Linked DNA regions of Homo sapiens: region 1 is linked to region 2. A link is an interaction called in ENCODE POLR2A ChIA-PET data of the cell type or tissue named here. Cell type or tissue: MCF 10A. All regions are shown on one strand. Each heading gives the region's core, and the rest is flanking DNA. Links, peaks and the distances in the headings are about the cores only.

Region 1 (16,218 bases), core at 2,801-10,800, 67 kb after region 2:
CCCTTCAGACTCCTTCTTTGCCCCTGAGGGGTGGGATTAGGTAGTGATTAGGGCATGGCTGGAGTCAGCTGCCAAGGTTCAAGTCTGGGCTGTGCCACTTAGCAGCTTAGTGACCTGGGCAGATTACGCTGCCTCTCTGTGTCTCTGTTCCCTTCTCTGATAACCACAGTACCATCGTTATAGGTTTGCTGTGAGGATGAAATGAGCTCATGCATAAGAAGCACATAATGGTGCACACCCCATAGAACACAGTCTCATGCATATGGCTGTTATTATTTGCTTTTTTTCTCCCAGGACATGCAGCTTTTGTGCTGTCATTCACATGTTTCCTATGTGCCCCACCAACAACCCCCCATGCCAAGACTCAAAGCCCTAGGAATGGCCGCGTGGAAGTCAGGGAAATTTGGTTTTGTAGCTGACACCTGTTTTTTCAGGTGTGTCTTTAAAGAGTAGGGGAAGGGAGGCAGGGCAGATTTCACAGCTGCATATGGCGGAGGGGGGACGGGAGCATGGAGGCAAAGCTGCATCAACACCAGGCCCTCCTCTACTGTAGGTACGAAGATGAAATTAACCACCGCACAGCTGCTGAGAATGAGTTTGTGGTGCTGAAGAAGGTGAGTGGGAAAGACAGGCTCGAGGAGGGTTGTCTGAAAACATGGGACAAAGGACCACAGGATCCTCTCACCTGAGCAGCCCATGGGGACCTCTGGCCAAGGCCTGCCTGAGCTGTCCAAGAGGAAGTCTGCACAGCCTGTCCTGTGGGTGCGTGTATGTGTGTGTGTGTGTGTGTGTGTGTGTGTGTGTGTGGTGACTGATTAGACTCATTTCTAGGCCTCTAGGGGTTAGAACTAAGAGCAAAGGATGGAGATTATAGAGGGAGATTTCAACACTGAATAAGGAGTGCTCTATTCAAGCCAGAACATTTTCATCACAAAGGTGTTGCTTGGCTGGCCTGAAATGTTTGCTGAATGAATGCAATGAGCTGCCTCGAGCCAGCATGAGCTCTCTGTTCCTGCAGATGTGCAAGCTTGGAACGCCTTAGAAGTATCTTAGGGGTCTTGTCTACATGCCCTTTAAGATTCTCTTCAATACACTGAGCAGTTGGTGTTCCAGGCCAAACCACAGAATTGCAACTTGCCCCTGGGAGCTGGGCCCTTGGAGATTCAGGAATGAGTAAAAGTGAGGCCTGTCCGTAGGAGTTTAAGCTTGAGAAAGTGCAGCTGGAAGAGGCTCAGACACCATCTTCACCTGGGGTGTTATCTGAGGCCCACCTGCATCATAGTTACCATGCTGCAAATTAAAAACATAGCTTGGAGATTTTCCATCTCTGGGAGCGGGGCTGGGAATCTGAATGACTTTGTGTTCTGCTACTGACTGACGAAAAGTTGAGCTCCCAGAGTTGAAGTGATTTGTTCCAGGTCACACGGTTAGTAGGTGGAGCTAGTGGTGTTGAAACCATCTAGGTCTTTAGGAACTGGTCAAGTGCTAGGTTGGGGCTTCAGTTGCTCTGGGATACCAGTGCTGATGCCCACCATGCAGTCTGGAGGGTCAGCAGGGCAAGCTTCATGCTGTGACCATGTACAGCAGCTGTAGAAACTGTTTCTGGGTAGGGCAGTAGTATTTGGCCTGTGGGTTGGACAGGGCAGGCCTGCTTCCACCCCTACTAAATGTTCCCTGTACTGAGGACATGGTCTCCCTCTGCCCCATCTTGCCCCAACCCCCAGGATGTGGATGCTGCCTACATGAGCAAGGTGGAGCTGGAGGCCAAGGTGGATGCCCTGAATGATGAGATCAACTTCCTCAGGACCCTCAATGAGACGGTGAGGACCATGGAGCTGGGTGACATGTCTTATCCTACCCATTCTAACCAGGGAGCCATCTGGTCCAGCCCCCCGCCTCTGTGTCAGTCCAGATATGTGTCAGTGTGAGAAACAAACTCATCCGTCCAAACCCAAAGAATGGACTCAGAGACCTGGAGAACAGCGAAAGTGAGATTTTAATGACAGTCTTGCAAGATGGGTGTCTGATGGGCAGGCATGCCCAGCACAGCCACAACAAGCAATTTATCCTCTAGTGCACAGGTCCCTCCCTCCGTTCCTCACAGGCTGAGTACTATGGGGTCACGATCTTCCTGGACGTTGTCTATTGGTTGTTGGGTTGGGGCTTTAGGTGTTTTTTTTTAGGTTGTCTTGCTGCATTTTATTGCAGCCTACAATGCATTGCAATCCTAGTCAGCTCAAGGGCTCTTTAAGTATTTGACTTATGACCTAAGTAGCTGGGCAGGCTGATAAGAACAGAAAAAGTGAGCCATTTTGCAGGCTAGAAAACCTTCATTTTAGACTAAACTTCTTTGGTTCAGGTGAGGGCAAGAGAAGCTGGGGGCTGACAAGCAGGCACTGGCTATTCAAGCAAAGGGCTAGTATATCCTATTTCTTCTGTAGTTTGCTGACCTAAGCCAATTTAAAGCACTTTGTCTTGGAAATGGACCATTATATACATTATTTCCTTCATCAGGGGTTGCGAGGATTTATCCTGCCCTTTATCCCTTCTGGACTCAGGAATTCAGGACAGGCTAAGGATTCGGGAGGAGGTGGGGGTGAGTCAATCAGGATTGACCTTGGAGAGACATGGGATGATCGCAGCATTTCTAAGGAAGGGGGATTGGGTGGGACTGGAAGGAACCAGGAGGAGGTCAGGGGACTCCAGGTTGTGACAGGGTTCAAAGGTGGGCTAGGTAGGGCCAGCAGGGGAGCCCAAGTCAGGAGAGACTGGATTGCCTGAGCATTTACTCCCAGAGGGGCTGGGTGGGTAGCTGCCTGCCAACTCACCACTCTAATGTCCTCCCTTCCCTTCTTATTCTCTCCCTCTCACCCTTGTCCTCCGGGGTTTCCAGCTCTTTTTCTTCAAGGGGATTTAAAAATCTCTCCACTCTCATCAGTGTGAGTCTCTGGCCTTAGGCAGAAGGTAGGGTGGCCAGTCACCTGGCAGAGGCTAGGCTGGGCATAATTAGCTTGTGAGGTTAATTACAAACCAGTTCTTCAGCCTAGTCTTTGCCTGAACGTCCAGTCTCCACCAGCCCCTCAGAGCAAATGTCCACAGATTCATTAATTTCAGGGGAAGTTTCTTTGAGGCTTGCTTCAGGCACTTCTAATCTCAGGTCTTCCTGGGTCTATCACATGGTTTATTTATGTGTAAACACACATGTGTACACACACACACACACACACACACATATATATAAAGTTTTCTTTTCATGGTGAAAGTTTAGTTTATTTATGTGTAAACACACCTGTGTGTATATATATAAAGTTGTTTTCATGGTGAAAGTAATACATACTCATTGCAAAACAACCAAAAAATTAAGTAAATCGTAAATTGAAAATGGATTACTTGGCCAGGCGTGGTGGCTCATGCCTGTAATCCCAGTAGTTTGGGAGGCCGAGGTGAGTGGATCACCTGATGTCAGGAGTTGGAGACCAGCCTGGCCAACATGGTGAAACCCCGTGTCTACTAAAAATACAAAAATTAGCCAGGCATGGTGGCGGGTGCCTGTAATCCCAGCTACACGGGAGGCTGAGACAGGAGAACTGGTTGAACCTGGAAGGTGGAGGTTGCAGTGAGCCAAGATTGTGCCACTGTACTCCAGCTTGGGTGACAGAGCAAAACTCTGTCTCAAAAAAAAAGAAAAAAAAAAGAAAATGGATTACTTATACCCAATGCTACCATCTTTGTGTCTACCTTTCCAGACTTTTCTGTGCTTACATATACATAAAGATATAGAAATATACATTTTCAATAAAAATAGCATCATGCTTTATTTTAATTTTTATTATTATACTTTAAGTTCTAGGGTACATGTGCACAACGTGCAGGTTTGATACATAGGCATACATGTGCCATGTTGGTGTGCTGCACCCATCAACTTGTCATTTACATTAGGTATTTCTCCTAATGCTATCACTCCCCCCTCCCCCCACGCCCCCGACAGGCCCCGGTGTGTGATGTTCCCCGCCCTGTGCCCAAGTGATGTCATTGTTCAATTCCCACCTATGAGTGAGAACGCATCATGCTTTTTTTAATGCAACAGTATACCATGGGCATATTCCCCACAGGTAGTTGGAGCCATATCATCGGTGTACAGACTGCAGAGTATTCTGTAGCATGGTGGAATATGATAATTTCATCCATTCCCCATGGCCTCCCTCACAATAGAGCTCGTGCACCTACAGAACCTCACAGTGAGAAGTCACCACAGCGCACCACACTGTCCCTTTCCTTATCCCCTTTAACCCTGCCAGATTCTCGTTTGAGACACTGCTAATGGGCCCTCAGGGAGCCAAGGGTGGGCAGAATGAAGTAACTTAATGTGTGCTGGGTCTGGGCCCCCTTGCTGCCTGGTGACTCAGCCCACTCCCAGCTGTTCTCTCTTTTCTTTCCTTTGTGAGTGGGGAATCCCAGGGTGGGCGTGGGCATAGGATCCTGCCCTAAGTCCTGATGTCCCGTCTGGTCCCTACAGGAGTTGACAGAGCTGCAGTCCCAGATCTCCGACACATCTGTGGTGCTGTCCATGGACAACAGTCGCTCCCTGGACCTGGACGGCATCATCGCTGAGGTCAAGGCGCAGTATGAGGAGATGGCCAAATGCAGCCGGGCTGAGGCTGAAGCCTGGTACCAGACCAAGGTGTGAGGCCACCAGGGGCGTATTTCCTCCTGCCAGGGTCCTTGGTGGCAGCTTCCCTTACTCCTCAACTTGTCTCAAGCCTTCAGGGCCTGGGTCCCACTGTTCTGGCAGGCACCAGTGGTTTAAGTCTGTGGTGCTCAGCCCTGGAGAAAATCCCAAGATGGGAGGACAGGGCAGAGGAAATAGATATGGATTAATCATTATAATAGCTAAAATATGGCAAGTACTTACACAGTACTAGGCTCATGTAATTATTGACTCATGTAATCCACAGAACAGCCCTATTAGATAGGCATCATTATTACCCCCATTTTGTTTTATTTAATTTAATTTATTTTATTTCTATTTTTTGAGATGGAGTCTTGCTCTGTCACCCAGGCTGAAGTGCAGTGGTGCGATCTTGGCTCACTGCAACCTTTGCCTCCCTGGTTCATGTGATCCTCGTGCCTCAGCCTCCTGAGTAGCTGGGACTACAGGTGTGCACCACCATGCCTGGCTAATTTTTTTTGTATTTTGAGTAGAGACGAGGTTTCACCATGCTGGCCAGGCTGGTCTCAAACTCCTGACCTCAGGTGATCCACCTGCCTCGGCCTCCCAAAGTGCTGGGATTATAGGCGTGAGACACCGCACCCAGCCTATTACCCCCATTTAAAGATGAGGAAATTGAGGCACAGAGAGGTTAAGTAATTTGCCTAACTGCATACAGCTAGTAGATGGAAGAGCAGGGACTAAATCCTGAATGTGAGGGCCCTAGACCTGGGAGGCTTAATCATCACATCTACTTCATGGTGGCAGGACAGTTGATGGTGCAGGGGCTGAGGGAGCAGGAGTGGGTGCTGGGGTGAACCAGTGTTCCTGAAGAAGGGATCCCGAGGCAAGGATTGAGAGGTCTGCCCCTGCAGAGATAGAGAGTCATTCATGGTGCCTGGGTGAGAACACAAGTATGCCAACAAGAAGACCTGGGTTCAGGCCCTCGTTCCATCACTGATTGGCTGTGTGATCCCTGGGTGGTGCTTTCTCTTCTCCAAGACTCACTCTCCTCACCTGTGAAATGGGTGTTCTGGGTGTTGAATGGGTGCGAATCTCAAACTCTCAGTGATTCTCCAGCAGAAGGGCATGGTGGGAGTGGAAGAGCCCTGGGGTCCATGGGGATGGGACTGCGGAGCCTTGTCTGTCCTCCCTGCCTGGCTTGGAGGAGAATGAATCCCTTCCTCACACTGCTGTCTGGTCTCCTGGCATCGGGCAAAGGTTGATGGGAGTCAGACTGTCCTTCCCTGAAAATATAAGTTGGGAGGGGCCTTGGGTGGGGAGAGGGATGAGTTACCTGTACTCACTGCCCATCTCTCTGCCATAACTCTCTGTATGGCCCCTCCAGTTTGAGACCCTCCAGGCCCAGGCTGGGAAGCATGGGGACGACCTCCGGAATACCCGGAATGAGATTTCAGAGATGAACCGGGCCATCCAGAGGCTGCAGGCTGAGATCGACAACATCAAGAACCAGGTGGGACAAGTCCTCCTGGCTTCCCCTGCTACTTGGGGCATGCAGGGGTGGCCAGCTGAGGCCAAACTCAGGATGTGGAGCAGGAGGTTCCCATCTCCCGGCCAAAGCTGGTGCCACTGTCTCAGACCCCCTTGTGAGATCTCCAGCACAGAATGTTCTTGGCCAGGTCCTGGCATGGGCTGATGGGAGAAAGGTCCTGGATGTGCACAGAGCCTGTGGAGGGAGACTCAGGCTGGCTGGCCAGAAGAAAGCCACCACTGGTTCCACATTGATACTGAGCACTCTGCTTGCACCTGGTTCTGGCTGCAGGGCGCTGTCCCTGGGAGCTCATCATTCATTGCAGGGACAGAGGACAGCAGAAGACCTTATAATGACTCACATGGCCCTTTCCCACCCACTCCAACCTCACTTTCCACGATTCCCCTCACTCTGCTCTGGCCATGCTAACCTGCTTCCTGCATCTTGCATTTGCCAAGAATGGTCATGCTTCAGGGCCTTTGCACTTGGCGTTGCCTCCCCCTGGAATGTGGTTCTCCCAGCTCTGTCCATGGTTGTTGTTTTCTCCTCCCTGGGGTTTAGGAAAAGACCCCTTCTCAGAGACGGCACTCTCAAACACCAGCCCCTCTATCGGCAGCCTGTCTGAAGTTCTTTGAAGCCCCTGTCACTCTCTGAAATGTTCTGTCTTATTCATTAAGTGATTGATGGTCCCTACCTCCACTGGAATATAACAGATGCCTGGAGAGCAGGGACCCTGTCTGTCTGGTTCACTGCTCCTCTCTTCCAGCACCTGGCACATGGCAGGGGCACGGGTCTCAGATGAGAGACTGCCTGGGAGGATGAGCTTTGCTGGAAGCTGGGGTTGGAGGTGTTGATGGGGGAAGGGCCCCCAGCCCTGGCTGAGTAGTGTGTGGCCAGGGCAGCTCAGCCTGTGCAGGTGTCTGCAGTGGAGAGAGGGGGAGGGCACACATGTGGAAGCTTCGGAAAGCTGATTTCCAGATGAGCTGTGGGTGGTGGGGGGATGTGAGGGTGATTTACCCACAAATGTCCTCCCCTTGGAGCCCTGTGGGCCTGTTTACAGGAGGGCGGAGGCTGCCTTGGGGCACAGAGGCAGGGCCGTGAGTCACCCCATGAAGTGGGCCAGCTTCCAGGCCAGGAGGGGAAGCACAGAATAACAAATGGTGGTTTCCCAAACCCTGCAGCCTCTACTACATCCGGTTCTCCTCTCACACAACAGGGCGGATCCAGGCCTATAGCCAGGTGTCTACCACCACTGAGGGGCGTCATGGGGAGCTACAAGGGGTCTCCAGAGGCAGCGGGGATGGCGTTGGCTCTGGGGGCACCAGTGTGACAGGGCAGGGCACCGAGCTGTGGCCGAGGGGCAGAGTGTCAGAGGGCCTCCTGGGGAATGCTGTCTCTGGCAGAGAGGCAGACTGCCTCCACTGAGGGAAGAGGATCTGAGGATAGAGAATGGCCGGTAAGAAGGGAGAGAAGTCCTTGCCCAGGGGACAGGGATGGTGGTTTTCTGAGCTAAACAAGATGAGGCCTGGGACTATTCAGGCTCCTGGCAGTGGGGGCTGAGCCTAAAGCAGAGGGCACTCTAAGGCCAGGGAGAAAGTGGCAGCTGCTCCAGGCAGGCACAGGTCTGGAACCAGAGCATCCCTGACCAAACCCGGGGACTGTGAGTCATGCATCTCATGGCATCTGGGGGCATCTAGGAGGGTCTCTCTGCTCCAGGCCCTCCTATTCTGCGCCTGCTCTCAACTGGTTCCTATTTTATAGGTGGTTTCTGGTCTTTGTCAGCTGCCTGACATCTGGAGACTCAATTAAGATCCCATGGTCTTCGAGCTCCTGCAGCTGGGGGCTGGGGCTGGGGGACTGGGGGTTTGAAAATCATAATAGCATTCATTAAAAATGATCACAATAGCATTTATTAAGCACTTGCTGTGTGCTAGACATTGTGCCACGGACATCTTGTATATTATCTCATTTCATCCTCAAAATCTCCTGATGTTCTCTTAGAAAAGAGGGGACTTTGGCTTAGCAGGGTTGATTCATCCATGGTCACACAGCTAGTAAGTGGCAGAGCCAGAACTGGAACATAGGCGTTGGATATCCAAACCTATGTGTTTAACCCTTAGGATTCTCTGGTACTTGGGGGAGTAGGTGGTGCCAATGAAGCCACCTTAAGCAAGTTGCCCGGGTGCTCACTGCAGGATGGGCAGGCAGGAAGGCAGACTGGTGAGCCCCAGCTTACAGCTGCACTGCTGCCCACAGCGTGCCAAGTTGGAGGCCGCCATTGCCGAGGCTGAGGAGCGTGGGGAGCTGGCGCTCAAGGATGCTCGTGCCAAGCAGGAGGAGCTGGAAGCCGCCCTGCAGCGGGGCAAGCAGGATATGGCACGGCAGCTGCGTGAGTACCAGGAACTCATGAGCGTGAAGCTGGCCCTGGACATCGAGATCGCCACCTACCGCAAGCTGCTGGAGGGCGAGGAGAGCCGGTGAGGACAAGGAACCTGGAAAGGGGATGCTTCTAGGGCTCCGTGGGGTTTGGGGCTTGACATTCATCCATTTACAAGCATTTCCTGTATGCCCCTCCTCTGCAGGGCACTGGGTGTGGGGATGCAGGGAACACAGAGCTGATGCTTGCCTCTTTGCCTTCAATGAGATGACCTTCTAGAAGGAAAGACCATGGAGTGTGAAGCTCAGTGGGCAGGTTGAAATGATAACAGTCCCTTTGTGTGTGCGGCTTCTTAGGGTTATCATATTTGATCCTCAGCACACATTCAGGTAGTCAGGTCAGAGACGATTGATTCCTTAGTCTCCAGAGGGGAAAGCTGTGGTTGAGTTTCATTAATTGAGGGAATAGGGCCAGAGTGCAGTCAGGGTGTGCTGATTCCTGCTCCAAGGATCTTCCAGGACGCCAGGCTGCTTCTCACTACAGAACTAAGTGCTACATCATGTGGGGCTAACTGACTGTGGTGGAGGGGGATCGTTTTGTTTGTCCCCAGAGATATTTGCAGACTCACTTGCAGTCAGAGAGGAGGCTGGAATGGGGGAGTCTGATAGCACATTCTTCATGAACCGCATGCCACCTCTGTCTATGCAGCTGGGCCTTCATGGGCATATTGTTGGGTTCGAACTCAACCTCTTCATTCTTGGCTTGTTATAAGACACCATGGCAACAGAGAATACGTAGGACATGTTTCTGCCCTCAGGGAGGTTGCAGAGGGTGGAGGAGACAAAACATCCACAGAGGAAACCCCCAGAGACCAGTAACTTACATTTGTAAAATGCTGAGTGTATACAAGAACTTATTCTTTTCTGAGTATTATTCCTAAGGGGCCAGAGAGAGACATGACGGAGGATGAATGGAGCAGCAGGGAAGGGAATGGGGAGTGAAGGGGTGCTAGGGCCGAGGGCCTGGGTGCTGGGAGGAGAAGAGGAGACACAGGGCCGCAGGGTATGAGTAGGAGGCGGAGAGGAGGAGGAAGGGGCTTTGCCCCTGCTGCTGACCCGCCTTCTCCCTGGGTTAGCACCCAGTCTTCTTTGTGGGAAGAAGAATTAACACCAAAAGTCTCTGGGAACACAGAAGCTGATCTGGGCACAGGGAGCTCCAGCCAAGATGCCTCTCTCTGCTTTCGCCTCTCCCACAGGCACAGGGCCCCCAAATTCTCTACAACCCATACCCTGGGCCTTCTGTTGTCATAGAAGTCAGAGTTGGGGGACTCTTAGAGTGGTACCTGATCTGGCTTCCTCCCATGGGAAGAAAAGGGGACTGAAGCTCAGAAATGGTCAGTAGTGTGCCCAAGGTCACACAGCACGCAGAGACATCCTCTTCTGAAAGCTTAATCTCAGTCTGAGCTGCTGTAACCAGGCTTAGATCCGGGTACTCTGAGAGGATATGGTTCCCCCAACCCTGGGGGGATATGGAGGTAGATACCTTGCTTTTATCTCTTAACTTATCAGAGTTGTGGTCCAGAAACTCATTCAAACTGGGAGGCCTACTTTAAGAATACAAAGTTACCAAAAAAACCCCACTTACTTAGAATGAGAAAAGTCACACAGATCACTAGAGCCTTGGACATTCAGGCCTCTTCCGTCTGAGTTCCTTAGGCATCGTACCAGAAATTCTTCGAGTTGCTGCCTGACTGCAACCTGGCTCCCTCTCCCCACCCACAAGTGCCAGCAACTCCCAGCACCAGCAGGGGCCATTTAAGCAAGCCCCCTGGAAGCTTTCAGCAAACCTCTCTCTTTCCCTCAGCCTTTGCTCTGCCTGCTTCCTGGGCTTGGGGCCGCAGAGGCCAGCGAGGCTCCCTTCATTCCCTCCACCAAAGCGAGGTCTTCCCTGCCCCCACAGAGCAAACTGATCCCCAAGGCCAAGGCCTTGGTGACAATGGGACTGTGAGTCACAAAACAAACATAGCCAGCTGTCCCGAATGGATTTTTAATTTCTACTGCAAGACCTGTTTCAGCCCCACTGGCTGCTTAAAGCCACCCCCACTCCCTGCTCCTTCCTTAGTCCTGGCTGGAGCCCCATTCAATCAGTCAACGATTCACGAATTATTTTGACATATATTAAGCAATGACTTCTCCAGGCCTCATACTGGGGATAAAAGTATCAATAGGCCACAGACACCTTTAGGATTTTATGATACGGTGAGGAAAGGCAGCCATCTACATAAATAACACATACAGCTACCATTCACCGAATCCCAGGTGCTCAGGGCTTTAGACAGATTATGTCATTTAACCCTCACAGGCCCATGAATTTGGTCCTGTAGTTGGGCCCAAGGCATAGGTGGGAAATGGAGGCCCTGAGACATTGCCTGGGGTCAGGTGGCCAGTGGATAGAAGGGCCAAGGTGAACACTCCCTTCCTGCATGCCTCCTCGCTCCTTTTACAAGGCTGAAGGCAGGCTGGAAGTGTGGGGCAAGAAGGAAAAATCAATGATCCTGCTTGGGGCCTGGAAGGAGAGAGGGCTGAGAGCGCTTCCCTCCCACGCTAGGAAAGAGCCGTCCTCACTGTCTGTCCTCTGCCCCCAGGTTGGCTGGAGATGGAGTGGGAGCCGTGAATATCTGTAAGTCCTTGGCTGCGGCCCATGGGAAGCATCCCTTGTGCTGTTTAGATGGGGCTGGGTCTAGAGAATGGCAGACTGGCCCAGGGCCCTGCTGGAGGGGCCAGGAGACTCCTTCCTTTCTACAGGGATTGACAGGTCCCCTGGAGCACATACTGCCAGGCTCAATGGCCTGGGAAGCACTACAAGAGGGCAGGGTGGGGCCAGGAGCACCTGGGGAGCAGCCCTACCCCTGTCAGATGCTCCTTCTGGGTTGGCCCATGGAGGGGGGCAGGGGTGAGGGAGAGGGGCAGCTGGGGCAGGAGGGTGGGGTGCAGTGAAGGGATGGGGTCCCTGGTAGGGAGCCTCACGCTGAAGAGAGCCCTCCTCTTTTCTCTCCCAGCTGTGATGAATTCCACTGGTGGCAGTAGCAGTGGCGGTGGCATTGGGCTGACCCTCGGGGGAACCATGGGCAGCAATGCCCTGAGCTTCTCCAGCAGTGCGGGTCCTGGGCTCCTGAAGGCTTATTCCATCCGGACCGCATCCGCCAGTCGCAGGAGTGCCCGCGACTGAGCCGCCTCCCACCACTCCACTCCTCCAGCCACCACCCACAATCACAAGAAGATTCCCACCCCTGCCTCCCATGCCTGGTCCCAAGACAGTGAGACAGTCTGGAAAGTGATGTCAGAATAGCTTCCAATAAAGCAGCCTCATTCTGAGGCCTGAGTGATCCACGTGCCTGGTATCCTGGCTTCATGAGGCTGGGCAGGGGAAAAGACGGGACTAGAGAAGGCAGGGTCTCCCTGGTGACTAGGAAGCCTTTTGTGCAGGAGACTGAGAAGGCACATGGTGGGATGGGGTGCTGCTCTAAGGAGCAGGACGCTTACCTAGGGTGAGCCTTGGCCTCCAGGTCTGGGGCTGATCCCAAAGATTCTCCTGAGGAAGCCCAGAAGAGCCACGGGGAAATGCAGGCTCTGCCAGCAATTGGGCCTTGGAGGGCTGCCCTGCTAAGGGGGTGGAAAGGCTGTTTGCCTCCCTCCCCCCATGCCCAGAGCTGCCAGAGCACATTCCTTTTGTGAGGAGGCCACAGACGTTCAGCTGCCCCAGCTTCCAGTTTCGGGTGGCCCAGCCAACTTTCATGCCAGCCGTCCTCAGCCCTTCCTGGTGCTGGGTCTGCCAGGCTCATGGTCAGCCAGGCCTGGGGCCCTGGAGAGGTCCTCTGCATCTTGAATTCTGTGGAGGTAGTGGTTGTGGGGGGGAGGTGTGTGTGTGCATGGGAGGAGGGTCCTAGAGTCTAGATCCCCGGTAACAGGTCTGTGCCTAGGACCTTAGTGGAGGGATGGGTTTGTATCTGGATCCATGGGAGTGGGGAAGGACATCTGTGTTAAGTCAGTGCTTGATGGGGGCTTCTATGTCAGAGTCCCCGACACACAGGTCTGTGTGTCTGTGAGTGTGGCAGGTGTTCTGTGGCAGGGCCTATGCATGGGGAAATGTGTCCCTGATGGGCAGCAGCACATATGATGGGTACTGTGGAGCCACAGGGAGGTCTCTGTGTCTGGGACCCCAGGGGTGATGGTGGTGGTGTGGATGGGGGAGCTATGTGGGATGTGTTGGCTTCTGGGAGGAAGTCTGTATATTTGACCCTATGGTCAGGGAACTTTCAAATGCTGAGGTGGGGGCTGGGGTGGAGAGTGGAAAAAGTGGACCAGCAGCCACAGTGATGGGGTTCCCACCCAAGGTGTCAGGAGATCCAGGCCCTCTCCCTCCCGACTAAGAAGACCAAGTGGGCAAGAGGAAGGAGAGACTCTCAGGGCACAATGCATATGATCAGGAGCTTTACTGGAAATGCTGAGACAAGCACAGGGGAGAGGGAGGGAGCCAGGCAGCCAGGCAGGAGAGGTGGCCTGTCCTGCACGTGTATTAGAAGACATTGGATTAGAAGGCACAGCAAGTCCACACCAAGGGGCTCCAGGCCCATCTGTCCCTCAGAAGCCACAGGCATCCAGGCCTCCGGACCGGGGTCTTTACCTAGGGCTGCGAGGACAGTCCTTTAGATTCGGGGGTTGGGAGAGCTGCGGGCTAGGAGCCCTGTGCTCTCGGAAGCAGTGAAGGGACTAGCGGGCGGGGATGCGAGACAGGAAGGCGCGGCGTGGGGGCCGATGGGGAGGCTGGGCCCCGAAGCCCTCCTTCCCCACGTCTGGGGACCGTGGGAGCTCCGGGCTGCCTCTGGAGGCAGAGGCTGCTGCTGGTGAGGCGGCGTCGGTACAAAGTGGGGCGCTCAGGCGAAGCGCACGGAGCGGCCGCTGCCGCTGCTCTGGCCGCAGGGCGCACACAGGCCGGTGCTCACCGCCACGTTCCCGCTGCAGGGGGCACTGCAGACGCTGCCCGTCACCGGCCGGGAGCCCGACACGCACAGGTCCCCGCATAAGACCCCGCCGCGAGAGCTGCTGACACCTGCCAGAGGGGGAGGACAGGGCCCAGTCTCCTGGCGGCCAGAGGCCCCTTCTGCTCAGAGCTTCTCCCCTCTGTTTCTATGCGCGCCCCTCAAACCCTCACATGGGCACTCCTTCCTGCAGTCTTAGCCTCAGGCGTCCTTGATACACTGTTAGCCCAGGTCCTCTCTATAGGCAGACATAGCCATGCTTCGCCTCACAACAGAGACATGTTCTGAGAAATACAGCATTAAATGATTTTGTCATTGTGCGAACATCATGGAGTGCACATACGCAAACCTACATGTTGTAGCCTACTACACACCTGGGCTCTGTGGCGAGGGTGGCCAACCTTTTTTATTTTTTATTTTTATTTTTGAGACGGAGTCTCTCTCTATCGCCCAGACTGGAGTGCAGTGGCGCGATCTCGGCTCACTGCAACCTCTGCCTCCTGGGTTTAAGTGATTCTCCTGCCTCAGCCTCCCTAGTAGCTGGGATTACAGGTGTCCATCACCTTGCCCGGCTAATTTTTTTATTTTTAGTAGAGACGGGGTTTCACCATGTTGGCCAGGCTGATCTCAAACTCCTGACCTCAAGTGATCCACCTGCCTTGGCCTCCCAAAGTGCTGGGATTACAGGTGTAAGCCACCACACCCAGGCCCCAAGGGTGTCCAATCTTTTGGCTTCCCTGGGCCACACTGGAAGAAGAAGAATTGTCTTGGGCCACACATAAAATACACTAATACTAACGGTAGCTGATGAGCTTTAAAAAATCACACACACGAAAATCTCGTAAGTTTTAAGAATGTTTACAAATTTGTGCTGGGCCACATTCAAAGCCGTCCTGGGCTGTATGCAGCCTTCTGGTCAGGGGTTTGACAAGTTTACCCTATAGCATAGCCTGTTGCTTCTAAGCTACAAATCTGTACAGCATGTGACTGTACTGAAGACTAAAGGCAACTGTAACACCATGGTAGGTATTTGTGTATCTGAACATAGCTAAACCTAGGAAAGTAGAGTAAAAATATGGTATAATCTAATGGGACTACTGTCCTATATTCCATCCATCCTTGACCTAAAAGTCCTTATGTGGTACATGACTGTAGCTAATTAAGTTACTATAAGCACTCACTGCCCCACTCCATCTTTCCTTTTAGAGTCTGCAAACTACGGCCACATGCAGGCTTCCTGTTTGTCAATCAAGTTTTCTTGGAACCCAGTCATACCGCTTCCTTCAAGTATTGCCTTTGGCTGTGGCTGCTTTACATGACAACGGAGTGGAGCAGTTGAGGCAGAGACTACATGGCCCACGAGCCTAAAGTTTTTACTATCTGAAGCTCTAAGAAAAAGTTTGCCTGCCCAGAACCCCAAGCTGTTATTTCAGGACCCACAAAATGGATTACTTACAGACATTTACAGCACCAACGCCCTCACACAACCTTATAGGGAAAGCAAAGAGACAGAAATTAGTTGTGGGGAGCAAAGCTGGTGAAATCTGTTTAACCTGCAAATTCTCTCCTCCAATTAGCGTTGATGCACATTCCAAGTAAATAATATGCAGACATGCTCCTGGGTGTTGAAGCACTGCAGCACTGCCTGGGGGAAACTGAGGGGACACCCTCCCCACAGCTGTGGTCCTCACCTCTGCTCCTCGCCCTCCAGCAGGCGCCTGTAGGTGGCGATCTCAAAGTCCAGGCCAGCTTGGAGTTCATCACCTCCTGGTACTCCCTGATCAGGCAGGCCATGTCCTGCTTGGCCTTCTGCAGGGCACCCTCCAGCTCGGCCAGCTTGCAGCGGGCATCACTGAGGGCCGCCTCACCCTGCTGCTCAGACTGGGCCACCGCGGCCTCCAGCTTGGAGTTCTGGGAGGCAAGGGAGGGTTATTAAGGATCTCTGTTCTGGCTTCAGGGTCAGAGGCCAGGTAACCACTGACCACTGACTAGCAGAAGAAAAAGAGGCCTTGTCTATTTGTTAGGCCAGGGGTTGCAAATTAGTGCTCCCAGGCATGTTTGCACAGTGTCTTCAATTTTGGAAATTTAACACAATAATTGAAATTCTTGGCTTCTTTCAAAAGATCAGAGGATCTGGCCACACTGGACCTGCATTTCTGCATGGCCTGCCTCAGTTGGATCTGCCTAGCCCTGCCTTTTGTGCTTTCCAGTTTACCATAGTCCCTATCATACCCAAGTGCCTTGGGAACAGCTTGCTTGCTTCGCTCATTTACTAACCCCATTGATGTCTGAATGTGTGATCACTGATCTAGAACAACAGGCCAGAGAGGTTAAATGCCTTTCCCAAGTCTCATGGCAAACTAGTGGCAGAGCTTGTTTGAGAGCCCAGGTTTCCTGCCCCTTAGACTGGTGCTATTTCCTCTGCCCCACTCTGCCCTTGGAAGCACCTCATTCCCTCCATATTGCCCCAATGCCTCCATTCAGCGAGAATGGAGAACGTTTTCCATGGAGGAGGCTGTCTGTCCTCATGCTGGGTGTTTGCCCTTGTCCCCACACACTGGCAAGGGGTCTAACCCAAATCCCTCTCCTGAGGGCTAACCCCA
Region 2 (16,218 bases), core at 4,598-12,597:
TGACTGTGAACTACTTGCGATTGAGGGGTGGACCCCTGTCTTGGAGGAGTCTTAGCACAAGGCTGGGCTTGGAGAAGGTCCTCAATCCTTATGCATTGACTTGGGATTTGATTTGGCAGGATTGGGCCCGTACGCATCAGAATACATTCTGGGCTGTGTCAATTCCCAGTAGGGCAGAAGTGCTTAAGAAGAAACCCTGCCACCACTGGGGAATCCCCAGCATGTGTGCTGGCTAAAGCAGCCTGTGTGGTGCCTGGATATGTCAGGAGGCGCTGGGAACATAGGTCAACGTTGGTGCAGTCTCAGTGCAGCACAGTGTATTAGTCAGCCCAGGGGCCTGGCTGTGCTTATAGTGTGTTCTTAAACACACTATAAAGAAATCCCCTGGCTGGGCGCTGTGGCTCACACCTGTAATCCCAGTACTTTGGGAGGCCGAGGCGGGCAGATTACTTGAGGTCAGGAGTTTGAGACCAGCCTGACCAACATGGTGAAACCCCATCTCTACTAAAAATACAAAAGATTAGCCGGGGATGGTGGTGGGTGCCTGTAATCCCAGCTACTCGGGAGGCTGAGGCAGGAAAATTGCCTGAACCCGGGAGGCAGAGGTTGCAGTGAGCCGAGATCCAGCCACTGCACTCCAGCCTGGATGACAGAGCAGGATTCTGTCTCACACATACACACACAGACACACACACACAGACACACACATACACAAAAGAAAGAAATCCCTGAGACTTGGTAATTTATAAAGAAAAGACATTTATTTTGGCTCACAATTCTGCAGGCTGTACTGGCATGGCACCAACATTTGCTCAGCTTCTGGTGAGGGCCTCAGGAAGCTTACAGTAAAGGCGGAAGGTGAAGGGGGAGCAGGCATATCACATGGCGAGAAAGAGGGGAGAGGTCTCAGACTCTTTTAAACAACCATATCTATGTGAATTGAGTGAGAACTCACTCATCACCAAGGAGATGGTGCTGAGCCATTCATGAAGGATCCTCTCTCATGATCCAAATACTTCCCACCAGGCTCCACTTCCAACACTGGGAATTACATTTCAACATGAGATTTGGAGGGGACGAGCATCCAAACCATATCAGATGGTGAGACAGGAGAACTTTGTGTGTACCAGCTGCACTGGTCTGAAGATATAACTAAGTCCCTGGACTTTTTCTCCCTTAATTGGAGAATTCCTAATGTTCCATGATCAGCCTGATTGACCAGTGGCTGACTGGTCCTGAGAGGGGAGATAAAAACAGACACACAGCTTTCTCCATAGACAAATCTCAACACTTTATTCATCCTGTGGCAGCAAGAAGGGGACATGGCCCCAAGATAGCCAATCAGGTGAGGTGGCTGGAGTATGTGTTATCTTTCCAGATAGTACATACAGACTGATCATGCAGAAACAGGAAGGGAAGCAATAAGTTAAAAGCCACATAAGTTATGAAAAAATAATATATACTTTATATGTCTTGTATCCCCACTGAGGATTTGCTCCCTTGGAAACCAATGAAGAGCCTGAGGAAAAGCACCAATCAGCACCCTCTTTTGGGACTTTGGGGATGAGAATCTCTGAGTTCCCATGGCCAGAGAGTCAGTAACCCTCCAGTGCTCCCCACAGGCCTGGAGGGCCTTGAGGCCTGGGATGGGCCCAGACCTCTGGCCAACATGTCCTGGCAAATGAGATGAATGAATCTAATGCAGTCTAGAAGAGGAGGTGAGGCAAGGGGCAGGGAGGGGAGAGGAGAGTGAAGGAGGGAAGGAAGCTGTGCAGTGGGAGGCTGGTGCCGCTGGGATGCCTCTGCAAGCCTCAGCATTGAGAGCCAAGAGGAGGAGATAGGAGTATGCCTGCCAACACCCCTGTCTTCTGGTGGGATGTGGAATTTTCCTCTCTGGTAGAACCCTTGTAAGGCTGTCATTTGGGCCCCACAGCTGGACCTCAAGGGCTTGGAAGCTCCCAGACTTGCCTGGACTGTGCCTTCTTCCTGGCCTGCTGGAGGCAGGGGGAGTGGGCATGGAGGGAGGAAGGGGAAGGAGTGAGAAGAAAGGAGGAGCTCTAACCCCATAGGTGTGGGGGGTTCCTGGGCTCCCCCATGAATGCCAAGGAGGGGAGGGCCAGGCTATTTGGCCCAGTGGAGAGGAGAACAGAGGCCCTGAGAAGTGAGATTCTTGGGAAGTGGGCCTGGGGCTTCACGGCAGGGGTGGGACCAGGGGTCTCCAAGGCCTGGTGCACCAAAGCCCGGTGCTCAGGCTGGGAACAACCCGGCTGGGGGCACAGAGCTCAGATCCAGGCTGGGTAGGACCCCAGCATGGCAGGGAGGTGAAAGGAAGATCGAATGCTCCTGCCCAATCTCAAGCTGCCATCTGGCTTCCACTCCCAGGGAGTTGATTATGGCAAGAGCAGCTTCCGGAGAAGCTGCTGGGAGCTGGCTGGGGGCAGCCCATCCAGTTCTGACTACTGCCTACTGGGAGGGACCCATGGGAGGAGGAAGGGATGCGGGTGTTCGGGCTGATCTCTGGGGCCTAGGCTTAGGTCCCAAATAGCCAGGGCCCCTCCTCCCTTCACTCCCTAATACTGTCAGGTCTCTGGGGAGCCCAAAGAGCACGGGAAAGCCAAGAGGGTCTTCAGCAGCCAGCCTTCCCAGGAATTCCAGATACAGGACAGGGCCCACGCCGTCCTCCTCGGCTCCCGCACATAGGTGGATGAGCCAGTCCCAGTCCCAGTTCCGAGGCAGAGACAAGGCAAGGCTTGAGATAGGAGTCAAGGTCAAGGATTGGGCAAGAGTCAGAGGGGCCTTGGCAGAGCCTGATGCTGGAGGAGGAGCCTCAGAGGAGCGAGGAGGTGGAGACAAAACTGACCCCTAATTCCGACTCACCCATCAGGAAAACCTCTGGCCAGAAGGTTGGAAGGATGGGACTGTGAGATACTGATATGGAGCGGAGTGGCTCTGAGGAGCTGGTGATGCTCCTCTCCCACCCTGGCAGCCCACAAAACACAGTCAGTTTTGAACCCCTCTCTCAGTTCAATATCAGGTTTTGCCTCTCTTCTCAACCTAGAGGCTCCAAGCTGCTTTCTTGAGTCTAGCTTAAGTCCCTCCTGCTGCAGTGGAGTGCCCTGGGGTTCCTGGGGTCCAGCCGCCTTACTCTGAGACCTCCGACTCCTGCGAGAAGTACTTCTCTGACATTTCGGTGATTTTGATCACGGGGCCTTTGCTGCCCTTCTTCTTTCGGGAGGGGGCCTTGGAGAGGCCTGATCTGGAGGCAGCTACAGGGAACATAAGGGGTAGGGGAGGGAAGGGGCTGGAGGTTTGGGAGCCACTTAAAATGATGCCTTTAGGATCATGATCCCCTACACCCTCACCCTCACCCCACCATGGGTTCTCGGGGCAAGAGGACTCACCGGTTTTGCACCTGGACTGCACAGCGCTGACCACAGTGGCTGAGGGCGAGTCCATCCTGGGGGTGGGGGACGGGGGGGTGGGAGAGGGATATGATGGGATGCGAAGAGAGCCTGTGGCTTAAACTCCCCTGGGGGCTGGCAAGTGGAGGGTAGTTCTTGGTGGTCACTCCCAGCCCTGGGGTTGCCCTGTTGTGTGGCCCTGGCTAGCCAGCTTGTCCTTCCTGGGCCTCTGTCCCATCTCCATGGCATAAATGGCTAATAGCATTGAGCACTGAGTTTTGACAGGCATTTGCAGGCATAATCACATGAATCATCCCTGCCACAGGTGAACCATGTTTATGATCAGCCCACTTTCCAGATGGGGAAACAGGATGAAATGAACTGGGCCAAGGTCCCAGTTTGTAAGTGACTAAGCCAAGACTTAAACCCAGGCCTGGTAGGCTCACTGTATCATATTGGAAAGGAGAACTGACTTTGTGTAGGCCTGGGCCTCCAGCCCTCCTTCCCCTGCAGCCCTTCCTCACCAGCCCTGGCTCTCACCTGCCCTCCTCGCCCTCCACCAGCTTCCTGTAGGTGGCGATCTCGATGTCCAGGGCCAGCTTGACGTTCATCAGCTCCTGGTACTTGCGCAGCTGCCGCGCCATGTCCTGCTTGGCCTGCTGCAGGGCGGCCTCCAGCTGGGCCAGCTTGGTCTTGGCATCCTGGAAGGCCAGCTCACCCTGCTCCTCAGCTGTCTTGATGTTCTCCTCCAGTTTCAGGCACTGCAGCCAGGAGGACAGAGTGAAAGGGCCTGTGAGCAGGGGAAGGAGGAGCGGGCCAGGGCCAGGAGTCGTCTCTGTCCTTGGTGGGGGTAGGTGTGGGGAGGGAGGGCTGAGCAATGGCATTTCTGGGTGTGGTAACTGGTTGCCATGCAGCAAGAGGGAGTTCAGTTAGACCTGAAGAGGCACCTTCCCAAGGCCAGAGGAAAGCACCGCAAGCCACTAAAGGAGCCTGTCCCGGCTGTCCTTATGGGGCAGCACCTGCCCTGAAGGTTTGTCCTGGCTGGAAGCTGGGACTTAGGCCTCTACTCCCTCCTCTCTGTGTAGTTGGTGGGGGTTCCCAGGAGGGAGGCAGTGGGCTCTGGGTGTGTGTAGTGTGGGGGCTTTCTAACGTTCCAGCAGCCTTGACCAGATTACAGAGTATTTTTGTATGCAGAGCGCCTCATAACTACTTTAGGAGGCTGTGCTATTATCCCATTTGACAGATTAGGAAACTGAGGCACAGAGGCGCTAAGCGACCCACACAGGGTCACTCAGTCATGTCTTGCCTGTATTCAGCACACATGACTGTGTGTCTCCCTGCTCTCCTCCCCGCCCCCAGGCGCGTCCCCCAGATACTCACATGGCTCTTGACAGAGAGGATCTGGGACCGCAGCTTCTGGATGCGCACATTGAGATCCGCGATCTCGCTGCGGCTGCTCTGGAGGCTGCTCCCATACTCGGCCGAGCGGGCGGCCTGCTCCTCCAGCTGGAGGTACATGGAGGTCTCAGTGAGGGGCAGCTCAGTGCCGCTCCCAGCACTTGTTACCCGCCTCTGCTTTTTCTTGCATCCTCCAGTCCCATCTCCAACTCTGCAGCCCACCACGCCACGCCAGGCTCCCTCAGCTCCCCCTTCCACCTCCCTTTCTGGGTGGCCTCTCCTGGCTGCCCTAGCTGAGCCCCATGGGCCATGCCCACATCTGGCCTAGCATTGCTGATAACAGCACCACCTTGAACTCCTGGAGGGCACAGACCAGCTTCTGTGGTCTCCCCCCGCCCGCCCCGTCCCTGTGCTTCTCCATTCCTCTCTCATAGACTTTCAGGACAGAGAGCTGCAGGCAACCTCAGCCATCACCAGTCCAGCCCTTCCTGCCACCCAGAGAACTGTCCAGGCTGCTTCTCGTGCCCTGTGTGGTCAGCCCCACCTGGCTCCGAGAGTATGCCTCGGCCTCCTCCAGGCTGCGAGCCGCGACGGCGTCATACTGGGCCTTCACCTCCTCCACGATGCCGCTCAGGTCGATGTGGCAGCGGCTGTCCATGCCGACGGTCACCGACACATCCTTCACCTGTGCTGCCAGGTCCTTCAGCTCCTGACCGGGCACAGATGTGGGGGCTCAGGGCTGGTGGGGAGGGCACAAGGACCCTCAGCCCCACACAGTCACTTTGTCCCCGGGGTGAGCGGAGAGTGGAGCTGCTCCCTTCCTGTCCCTCTGGAGAGATGATGGAAGGCCGAATGCCTCCCTGCCACGTCTCCCCAGCCAGGACTCTCGGAAGGCAGCTCACTGCCCACTGCTCACCCACCCACAGTCCCCCTATCTGAGTGGAGGGCAGGCTGGGACTGTTGGTTTTAAAGGCTACCTGCAAGCTTCCCCACTGCCTGCACTGTTGCCCTCTCCTGGGAGGGATGGCCTACTCCTGGCTGATGGGAAAGGGCCAGAGAAGTCAGGCTCTGGGGCTGTGAGTTGGGCCCCTCTGTTTACTGTTTCATTATTCCTGTGCTGTGGGGTACAGCTCTGCCTCTCCCACTGGACGAGCAGCTCCTTGTGGGCCTGGCAGAGCTGTGTTCATCTCTGAGCCCCCACGTCTGGGAAAGGAGTGCCTCAGTTCATTTGGTAAATGTTGGGAGGGAAGCCAGGGAGTGACCAGGGTGGAGTGGGCTGGAGGCTGACAAACCTGTACTCCCCTCTCCCGGCCCCACTGAAAGCCAACAGCCTGTGAGGAGCCTGGGCGCAGCCTCCAGCACTCTGACTTCAGGGTCCCCCTGGAGACTCAGCGCCCACTCCCTCTCTAGCCAAGGGACATTGCCTGGACGACCACAATATTTTCACCGTCTCCTATCCCTGGAGACTTCTGGAAATGGTAAAACCCACCATTCCCTGAGGAATTCCCTGCAGGCTGGACTGTGCGCTGAGCGTTTTCCACACATCCTCACCAGGCTGGCACTGCTGCAGCCCCAGAGGAGGAAACTGAGGCATAAAGATGTTGTGGAGACAGCGGTGAGTGGCAGGGTGGGCCCCGGAGCCCCTGTTGCTGCTGCTGTGACGCTCCCTTAGCGGATGGAGACAAGGGGCTGACACCTTCTTCATTGTCTTTCTGGCCCCAGACCAGCTTTCTTTCCTGCTCACAGCCTCGCACCTTTCTAGCCAGAATGCTCAGGGGTGTGTAGGGAGGCAGGTGGGACCAGGGATCTCTAGAGGTTGCAAAGGGCCCTGGGCTGCTTATCCTGGAGATGCTGAAAAGGGTAGGGCCTCCTGTGGGAAGGAGGAGCAAGGCGAGTCGACTGAGAATTGCACCGAGTGAGTTGGTGGCAGGGAGGGGGCCAGGCAGGAGGTGGGTGTTGGGTGCAGACACATCATGCTCCTTCTGGCATTCAGAGTCCACCCTGACCCCTATTTCAATCATCAAATTTCAGTCTGCATTCCCATTTTGCTGACCGCCTCATCATTTTTTAAATGTGTTTGTCTGAATCAGGATCCAAACAAGGCCAGTATACTGCAGTTGGTCCATATGTCTGTAGGTCTCCTGTAATCTCCATTTCTCTCTTTTTTGTTCTTTGCCATTGTTCTTATTGAACACACTGGCTGTCTGCCTTGCAGAGTCCCCACAGCTGGGTTTGATTGTTGTACCCTGTGCCAATGTTCAACGTGCTTCTTCCAGCCTCAATATTTTCTGAAAACTGGCCGGTGCACCCGGATGCCTGCTGGGATCCAGGCTCAGCTTTTTAGTTCCTGACTGTGTTCTGATCCTGGTTCCTGACTCTGGGCGCCCTCCTGATCCTCTGTCTCTCTTTCTGCTTGGAGAGTTTGTGCTGAGGCCTCTGGTTTCTGTCTCAGGCGGAGGCTGGACTTCTGAGCTGTAGACGACAGGGATGAGGGGCCAGCTAGGGCCCTGTGGGCAGCCTGTCCGGGAACTGACTCTGCCCACCAGCACCTCCTGGTGACAAGGATGGTGCGGTAGTGGCGGGCATTCGGAAGCCCCTCTGGGGGACAGCCTGTCTCTGCCCTGGAGCTGGCAGGACCCTGAACTCAGTGGCCAGCTGCCCTTGGGTGTCTCCTGCTGGGGGTTTTGGTTGATCTTCAAATGAAAATAGAATCTCTGGGCAAAAGCAGGCTGATGGCCCAACCCGTGTCAGAATAAGATTGATTGTTACCACAGCCCCACCTCTGCTGCCCCAGTCACTAGCCGACATTTCCCATGTGGCACCAGCACCCTGGCTGGGGCTTGGCTGGGGACAGTTTCAGAGCTGCAGCTTTGAGGCTGTTTTGGTTGACACATTGTGGGCATCGGTGGGTGTGGGGGGCCTCAGAGCCCTCCAGTGTGCTTCTACAGGAGGGCCTAACTTGGCATTCGTTATGGCCCCAGGAAAGGCCGGCGCACTGTGAGGACGCACTATAGCAGGACTTCCCAGTCAGGGTGAAAAGACTGGCCAGACATTTTCTGGAAAGAGGCAGGCTAAGCAGGAGCTTGGTAAACAAAAGCAGGAAATGGAGCGTTCAGAACATCCACAGACGTGTTCAGACATGCAGGCCCCTGCCGGGCTGCAGAGAGTATGACAATTCGGGCTTGTGTGGTGTGGAGGTACCCAATGGGATGGGACCCCTGGAGAGCACGTGAGCCTCCAAATGGTTAAGAATTAAGCCGAAGTACAGTTTAGGGTTTCCCTTAGGAGGCTGCTGTGCGTGTGAGCACCCTCACTGTGTTCCCCACGTCAGGGTAGATTGTGACTGTTATGGGGTAACAGTGTTGGAGAGTAAAATATAGCGCTAATGGCTCTGGACACTGAATGCCATCACTTCTTCTTCTTCTTCTTTTTTTTTTTTTTTTGAGATGGAGTTTCACTCTTGTTGCCCAGGTTGGAGTGTGGTGGCGCAATCTTGGCTCACTGCAACCTCTGCCTCCCGGGTTCAAGCAATTCTCCTGCCTCAGCCTCCCAAGTAGCTGGGATTACAGGCATGCGCCACCTCACCCAGCTAATTTTGTATTTTTAGTAGAGATGGGCTTTTACCATGTTGGTCATGCTGGTCTCGAACTCCTAACCTCAGGTTATCCGCCCGCTTCGGCCTCCCAAAGTGTTGGGATTACAGGCGTGAGCCACTGTGCCCGGCCAATCACTTCTTATTAGTTGAGTAACCCTGGTCAAGTTTTTAAATGTGTCTAAGCCTTGGTTTTCTCATCCGTAAAATGGATCTAATTATAGAGCTGAAAACAGATAATGTTTGTTGAATGCTTACCATGTGTCAGTTACTGTTCTAAGTATTTTAGGATATGTTAAGAAAACAAATCCTCACAACAGCCCAGTGAGGTAGATGCTATTATTGTCCCCATTTTATAGATGGGGAAATTGAGGCATATAGAGATAAAATAGCCTGCTCCAGTTCCCACAGTTACTGAGCCAGGATTCAAATCCAAGCTGTTCAAAATCTGTGCTCTCTTAATCATTATCCCTACTTCATAGAGTTGTCGTGAGAATTAACTGAGATTAAGTCCGGAAAACACTTAGCACAGTGTCTGGAATATATTAGGTGCTCACTAAACAGTAGTTAAGGATTCTCTATTATGGTAATTGGTAACAGTGATAAAGCTGGGACAAAGTGTTCAGGGGCAGAGCAGCCTATTCTCGGGGCAGCCTCCATGCAAAAGTTTAGGCAGCACTGGCTTTTCTCTGCAGGGATGGACCTCCCTCGAGGTGTGCCTGGCTGCAGGGGGTTGTCAGCAGATTCCACAGCTAATTTCCCTGGAGCCAGAGTGTAGGGGTCAGGTAGGTGGCATTCCGACTGGATGCAGCCAGGCCCCAAACACACTTGGGAGCTGGACTGTGTCTCAGAAACTGTGGGGGAACCTTCCAGCCTGTGCCCCCAGGGGAGAGAGGCAGAGGGTTTGCAGTAGATGAGGCCTGAGCAGATCATGGCCATGAGCTCCTACTCAGTTGGCTTGGAAGGGCTTTTCAGAATGTATCTTGGCTGTGTGTGTGTGTGTGTGTGTGTGTGTGTGCATGTGTGTGTATGTACACACACACATGTTTTGGAGAGACGAGAGGGCTGTTTTCTGGGACACAGGGGTAGGCCTATATTTCTGATCTGGTGTCTGCTCCAAAGCTGAAACTAGAGTATCAGGGCCTCCTGGGCCACTCGTGTTCTGCCAGGTTTTTCTTCCACCTGAGGCAGGTGTGGCTGGCACAGTCTTTACTCAGAGCTGCTCTGTCCAATGAGGTAGATGTCGAAATAATTATATTTTTGATATATTGGGCTAAATAAAATATATTATTAAAATTATTTTTTCTGTTATTTTAAAATGTGGTGACTAGAAAACTTAAAATTACATATGCAGTTCACATTGTATTTCTATCAGACGGCACTGACTTAAGACACCCTCTGGTGTGGGGAATAGTTTTGGCAAAGAGTCAGCATTGCCCTCTTAGCCTGCAGCAGTGTATGGAGAGAAAGGCAAACCTCCAATTTCAACCCCATCTTGCTGCTTTCAAAAGTAATAATAACTGCTGTGGTTCCCTGGCCCCTACTGCCTCCATCGCAAGCCCTTCTCCACAGCAGGCTCAGGATAGCACAACCACACCTGAAACCCGCTGTTTGCCACCCCGCCCCAGTGCCCACCGAAGGCTGCCTGTCACACTCAGAATGAGGTCCAAGTCGTGAGACAACCCTGTGAGGCACTCTCTGACCCAAAGCTCCCACCCTGCCCCGTGTGCTCTGACCAGAGACTTCTTTCTTTTTCTTTAATCGCCAGGCTCCCCTCCTGCCTTAGGGGCTTTGCATAGCAATTCTGTGCCATCTCCAGTCTCCACTGGGCTGGATCTCTGCCACTCTTAGGGAGGGTACCGCCTGTGAGAGGCCCCGCTCATGGGCTCTGAGGCTCTTCCCTCCTTCCGGCTCCAGCGCAGCACCCGGTTTCTTTGCATCCCAGAATCTGTCACCCTGCGAAGCGATCTTGTCCAGATATTTGCTGACTTGCTTATGACTTGTCTCAGCTAAGTCATGCCCTCCTTGAGAGAAGGGACCTTGCCCAGGCTGTGGTATCAGTGCCTGGCACTTAGTAGGCATGCAATAAACATTTGTTAAATGAATGAGTGGGCTGAGTCCTCCTCACAGCCCTATGAGGCTGGTCCTGTTACTCTCTCCATGCTACAGATAAGGACACTAAGGCACAGAGAGGAGAAAAAACTTGCCTAAAGTTACAGAAATAGTAAAAAAAAAAAACAAGGCCAAGTTGGGATTGGGGCCCAAGGACTGCAAAATCCAAAGGGAACCCACAGGCCTGGCTACTGGGGCAGGGGCCAAGAAGTCTTGTGGGGTGCTCAGGAATATCACTGGTTATGCCCAGCCTTCTTCCAGTTATGTCTCTACAGCTGCAGGGCCTGCATCATGGCTTAGAGCTTGAGCTCTGAGCTTGCTGAGACATCAGTGAGCAGGTAGAGAAACACTGGGCTCGGTTTTCAGAATCTGCACTCCATCTAGGCTCGGCAGAATCTGCACTCACCCATGGACTCAGCCTCTCAGAGGCAGTATGAGTGGGTGGAGGCCTAAGGGTGGCAGAGATCCAGCCCAGTGGAGACAGGAGATGGCCCTGCTGATGCCAGCCTGGGCTGCACCAGCCCACAGTGAGTTTGGGCAGAGAAGCCCCTAGCCCAGTTCCCACCCAGCCAGTGGGCATGGTGCCCTGGTCAGCCCCATAGCACTTGGCCTGGCTGTGGGGGGATTTGTTAGGGCCAGGAAGCTTTTCAGGGCTGTGGGGAGAGCGGACTGCCTAGGAGGGCTGCCTTCCTGCTGCTCCCAAGGGTTTGCTGTTCTCTCTGCTATGCTACCTCTCGTGGCCACAAACAAGACTCAGTTCCACGGAGGCCCCAGCTGGCAGCTGGGACTGCTGGAAAGGACTGTGACCCATGACAGGGCCATGAGGCCCGGTCTTCCTTTCCACAGGATGCAGCCATGAAGCTGTGGTCAGCAGATCATAGGGCCATTTTAGCAGAATCTGTAAGTTGTGGTGGTGACTTTGATCTCAGCCTTGACCTTGGCTGCACTGCCATAGCTTGGCACCAGCAGTGTGCAGCACTTAGGCGGGCAAGCCCTGTTATCTCCAACAGTGGTGCTGCCTGCTCCTAGCTGAACTGCAGACCTCTGTGGAAGGGACTTTAGCTCAGGAGTGTCACCCCTGAACCTCCTCACCCTTGAAACAAGTGGTGTGGAGAGGAGGACACATATCCTGAAGGGTGCCTAGGAGTCAGCAGCTGGCATGGAGGAGTGGTGTCCAGAAGCCAGCGGCAGTGCCCATCTAATGGCTGTGTTGATGCATGCCATGCTGTTATGGGCCCTTGTACACTGGGCCCCACTGAGGACTTAGGAAACAAATGCGAATGTTTCCTCTGTCTTCGCCAAAAATGGGGAAAACGGAAAGGCAGGCCTATCAGAACTAGCACTGTGGGTGCTGTGGTTTAGGCTGCAGGAATTAGGGAGAGATCAGTTCAATCAGCATGCTCGTTCCAGACCCCTGGGTTCCATGCCACTGAGGCCAGCCTCCTGACCCTTGTCCGAGGCACCTGGTCCCCAGCATGCCCTCAGTACTCTAGCACACAAAGGTATAGTTCTTCCAGAAAGAGTGGCCTTTGGGGAACCAGCCCATGTTCCATGAGATGAATGTCCAGGGGTCATGCAGGGTTATTGACACCATCACAGGAAGGGGTTTAGGAAATTATTATTCTGGGGCTGGAAATTGTAAGTGACTGTTGGAGGTTCCATGCCCCACTGGATGGCTGTGCTTCCCCTGTGTCCTTTACCCATGGACCAGCCAGCTCTGGGCTTGGCAAGACACTGGCCCCATCTCACTCACCTGCTCATAGATGGTTTTCATCAACTCCACGAAGCTCTCCAGGCTTTTTAACTTGGTTTCCAGTTCAGTCCGATGAAGACACTCTGCATCCAGGTCCTGGGGTTGGCAGCAGTGGTGAGTGGTGGGAGAGGGAATGGAGGGTCCCAGGGCAGGAGTGGGCTGGGGGGCTGCCTCCTGGGTGAGAGTGGGGGTGATTCCAGAGGAGATCTGGCTCAGAGCCTCGAAAAAGGAGCTGGATGGGGATGGGGGTATCTCCCTGTCTGTCTGTTGGTCCTGGGACTTAAGCCTCTGAGGGCTTTGATTGGGCATAAAGGAGAGTAGGATATCTGGAGGGAAAGAGGGCCCAGGGCCCATGAGGAAGGAGCCCCTGGGGCAGGCTGGGCAGGCTACCTTCTTCAGCTGAACAAAGGTGAACTCCATGTCTGTGCGCTTGGAGATCTCATCCTCATACCTGGGAGGGAGAGAGGGGTTGCTCAGCTGGATATGGTGGGGGCTTGGGCCTGGTGAACTCCCCTTGGTTGGGGCTCAGGGCCTGTGCTATCCCACTTGGGGTCTCTTTGCCAATTAAAGAAAAGCAGCCCATCCTTCTCCCTCTTGCATCTTCTATGACACATCCTCTCTCTCTCCCCCCGACCTCCTGGCATTGGCTCCCCGTTCCTCACTCCCTCCTGATGACACAGTCCTCTCCCAGTGGCTTCTGCCCTTTCCTGGCTCTGCTCCACACCCACTCCCCTCCAGGAGGCCTCCCTGATTGTGCAGCCCCTCACCCTGGCACTTTATCCCCTCATCTTTACCTGACCTCCTTCCCTGGCAATCTCAGGTTCACTCAAGTCCGCTGGGAGCATCTTGCTCACACCTCACCTCTCCCACCTCCATGCCTTCCCTGCAGCCCCAGCCACCACCCCTCTGCTTTGCGAGCCAGTAGGACACCATCCCATTGTATTCCCTCCAAAGGGAGGCTGGAAAGAGTGTGAACTTTGCTGTCAGAGGGACCCCCAGTGTGTTTTTGGGCAAGTTGCATCACCCCTCCTCTCTTGGCTTCCTGCCTCTAAGGGGTAGGCATGTGCCCACGTGTACAGGGGGCTGACAAACCCACCCCTGACGCAGTTGACAGCCAGCTACAGGCCGCATAGGCCATACTCAACAAAGCTCAATAACGCTCTTCTCAGTTTGGACTTCTTACTCGCTCCCACCTTGGGTTTGGAACAAGGACACCGTTGGGTGGGGAGGACAGGACCCCCAGATCCCTGGCCCGACCCTCTTCCTCAAGTCAAGACATTTGTTTGTCTTAGCCCCAGGGTGGGTGTCTGCTGGCTCCAGACTTCTCGCTGGCCCCAGCTGCTGTGGGGATTCAGCAGCTTCTGTTTTTTTCCCTCCTATTCGGGGAATGCCTGAATCACTGGCGGCTCTAATTACAGCCGCCTGCCTACCTCAGGCCCTAGCCTCCCAGCAGGGCTGCGTCACTCATCACCCATTGAGCTGGCTATATCTGGCGCCCCTCATGCCTTCTTCTTTCCCACCAGCCCACCTGAGGAGCTGAGGGGCGTGGACCCAATGGCAGGGCACGTGGGTTTCTGGTCTCAGTGTACCAGGGGCCCACACCCTCCCTGGCCACTGCCTTGGCTGCCAAGAGTCTGTTAGGGGCTTTGATGGTACAGGTCCTGGGGGTGGGGCAGAGGAGCAGGCCGGGGAGAACGTTCTGCTGTCTAGGCATCCCCAGAGAGAACTAAATTGGACTTGAGTGGGGAATAACAGGTGCTGAGTGCTTCACCTGCACTCTCTCTGGTGGTCCTCAGAGCACCCAGCTAGGGAAGTCCCATTGGTCTCATTTTACAGATGAGGAAATGGAGGCTCAAGGAAGGACTGGGGGCTCCTGGAGTGTGCTGATGAAGCAAGGGGACCAGAGCCAGGCTACTTGGGCTGAAATCCTGGCTTCCTTGCTAACCAGCTGTGTCCTGGGGTGAGTTCCTGTGTGCCTCAGCCACGATTATAGTGATGCTGTGACGATTAAATGGGGGCAATTCACAGAGTGCTTGCAGCGGGGGACAGCACCTGCTGGGGCTCAGCCCCTCTGCTTCGGCCTCAGGAAGCCTCTTGGCACAGCACAGGTGCCTCTCTGCCACTCACCCTGCCTAGGGGAACATAAGTAGGGTGAGTTGAGGGAGACAGCTGGCCTGGCAGCTGCCCTGGGAAACCCCCTCTGGCAGAGAAGGACACCAGGAGTCAGGGGACTGGAGGGAGCATCCTCACGGTATCCTGGCTAGGCCAGGTCTGCCTTGACCCTGGACCTCTAGGTGTGCTTTGTGGGTGGGGTGGGAATAAGCCCTGAGCCCCAGGGGAGAGGACCGAGGGGAACGCTGGGCTGCGGCTGGACACTGGGTTCCAGTCTGCAGCCAGTCCCCTTAAGACCAATACTGTTTCATCTCCAGCCTTTGTGCCAGTTAGAAAAAAGCCCCCTTCCTCACGGGCTGTTTGACCTGGTACCCTGCATGGCCTGATGCTTGTTTGGATTTCAGTCCCTATCCACCGCCTGAATCATGCACACTTGTGCAGCGCACAGTTTGCACAGCTGTATGTGGCATCCCTGAGTCACTTGCTGTGTGGCCTTGGGCAAGTTGCTTCCCCTTGCTGGGCCTCTGCTTTGTTCTTAGTAAATAGAGGGCTAGACTGCTGATCCTTGGGGTTTCTGCTACCTCAAAGCCTTCGGAAGTCTCCATCCCCATAGAGGCTTAGGTCCCCTATTCCACTCCCAATCCTCTGCCAGTCTGTCAGCCACCAGCTCCCAAACCCATTCTCAGGCATTTTTTAGCTTGTCACACCTGCACCACCATCCCCACCCCCGCAACTTGTTTATTTCTGGGAGTGAGGCTGATCTCATCGGCTCCGTAGAGACAGGGCACAGCCCTTCCCTACTGGGGCTTGGCCTGGCGTCTCCTGGCTCCTGGGGGCCCTAGGCTCTGCACAGTCAGGCTGTAGCTCCCCTGGCTCTGGCCTGAAGACCGAGAAGCCCTCCAGCCAGGCTGTTTGCCCAGTCTCTCCTTCCCAACTCGGGTGGGTTCCCTACCCAGAGAGAGGAAGAGAGGCTCAGCCTAAGCAGTAGAGTCAGGTAGCAGGCGGATAGAAACCAGGCGGCAGGCCAAATGAGGGGGCTGAGCCAGATTAAAACAACAGGTAGTGTGTGTATAGAACTTCCAGTTACAAAGTGCTTCCATGGACGTGATCTGGCGGAGCTCGTGGGAGCAGCCTTACCCAGTGGCTGGCTGGGGTTAGGGATGGGACTTAGCATGCAAGGCTGTGTAACTGAGGACAAGCCCTGCCCTTTCAGGGCCTGTTTCCTTCCCTGTAAAAGGAGGATCCAGGGCTCCCTCTGGCTCTGGCATTCTCTGAGCCTTTGAGGGCCAAAGATCTACTGGGGATCAGGAAAGTGGGTCACAGATTCTGGTGAGCTGCCCCGACTGCCCGGTCATGGTCAGGTACTAGGAAGCTGGGTCTCTCCGGAGGGGCGGTCAGATGCCCTGTGTGTGTTTCCCTAGGCCTGGGAGGGCAGGGCTGGGGAGAGGCGATGGGTAAACTCAGCTACAGCCCAGGTCTCTGGACTCCTGGACAGGACAGGTGCTCTCCACTCTCCAGCCTGCCTGGACGGCTGCTCTGGAGGTTGTGGGTCTCACCTCAGATTGGCAGGGTTTGGGGCTGGGCCGCAGCACTGCAGGAGGGGAGACCAAGGGTTCAGCCTGCCCTGTCCTCCCCTCACGCTGGCTGGAGGTCTCCTTGCAAGGAGACCAGACCCAAGGAGGTCGGTGCAGGGCACAGCCACTCTCCTCTGCCCCAGGCTCCTTGTTCCTGAAGCCCTGCCCACTACCTGACCACAGAGGGTCACCTCTCCTCTAAGCAGCCCGAGTGACCAGCCTTCCCTTTTAGACTGGCCAATTCAGTTCAGCAAACCTGTGTCAAAGACCTGCTGT

Evidence for each region. ChIA-PET counts read pairs that join two places held together with the same protein. Peaks named below come from ENCODE experiments on the same cell type or tissue, not always from the same donor. Only the 100,000 strongest peaks of a DNase experiment are listed, where the experiment ranks them.
Region 1: POLR2A ChIA-PET joins it to region 2 with 18 read pairs; 9 of 35 experiments call an interaction of 5 or more read pairs at or near these places.

Annotation. Positions count from the first base shown.
Region 1 is chr12:52,236,956-52,253,173 of GRCh38, forward strand. KRT7 (keratin 7) reads left to right here. Exons shown (of 9, transcript NM_005556.4): 3 at 554-614; 4 at 1,725-1,820; 5 at 4,517-4,681; 6 at 6,057-6,182; 7 at 8,457-8,677; 8 at 11,222-11,256; 9 at 11,636-11,966. The coding sequence ends at 11,805. KRT7-AS (KRT7 antisense RNA 1) reads right to left here and starts at 10,493. Exons shown (of 2, transcript NR_146274.1): 1 at 10,222-10,493; 2 at 8,088-9,513. It also overlaps the pseudogene KRT87P. RefSeq lists enhancers at 5,886-6,861, 7,255-7,684, 7,735-7,884, 12,845-13,451, 14,981-15,481 and 1 more. In MCF 10A, for the core only: no CTCF peak of the experiment used is centred there; DNase peaks (open chromatin) are centred at 6,646 and 7,276.
Region 2 is chr12:52,168,257-52,184,474 of GRCh38, forward strand. KRT80 (keratin 80) reads right to left here. Exons shown (of 9, transcript NM_182507.3): 3 at 12,647-12,707; 4 at 12,257-12,352; 5 at 5,344-5,508; 6 at 4,782-4,907; 7 at 3,942-4,162; 8 at 3,402-3,457; 9 at 740-3,266. The coding sequence ends at 3,142. Among named protein-coding and RNA genes, the nearest start is that of KRT80, 16 kb to the right of the region's middle. RefSeq lists an enhancer at 15,312-16,137. In MCF 10A, for the core only: a CTCF peak has its summit at 7,956; a DNase peak (open chromatin) is centred at 7,935.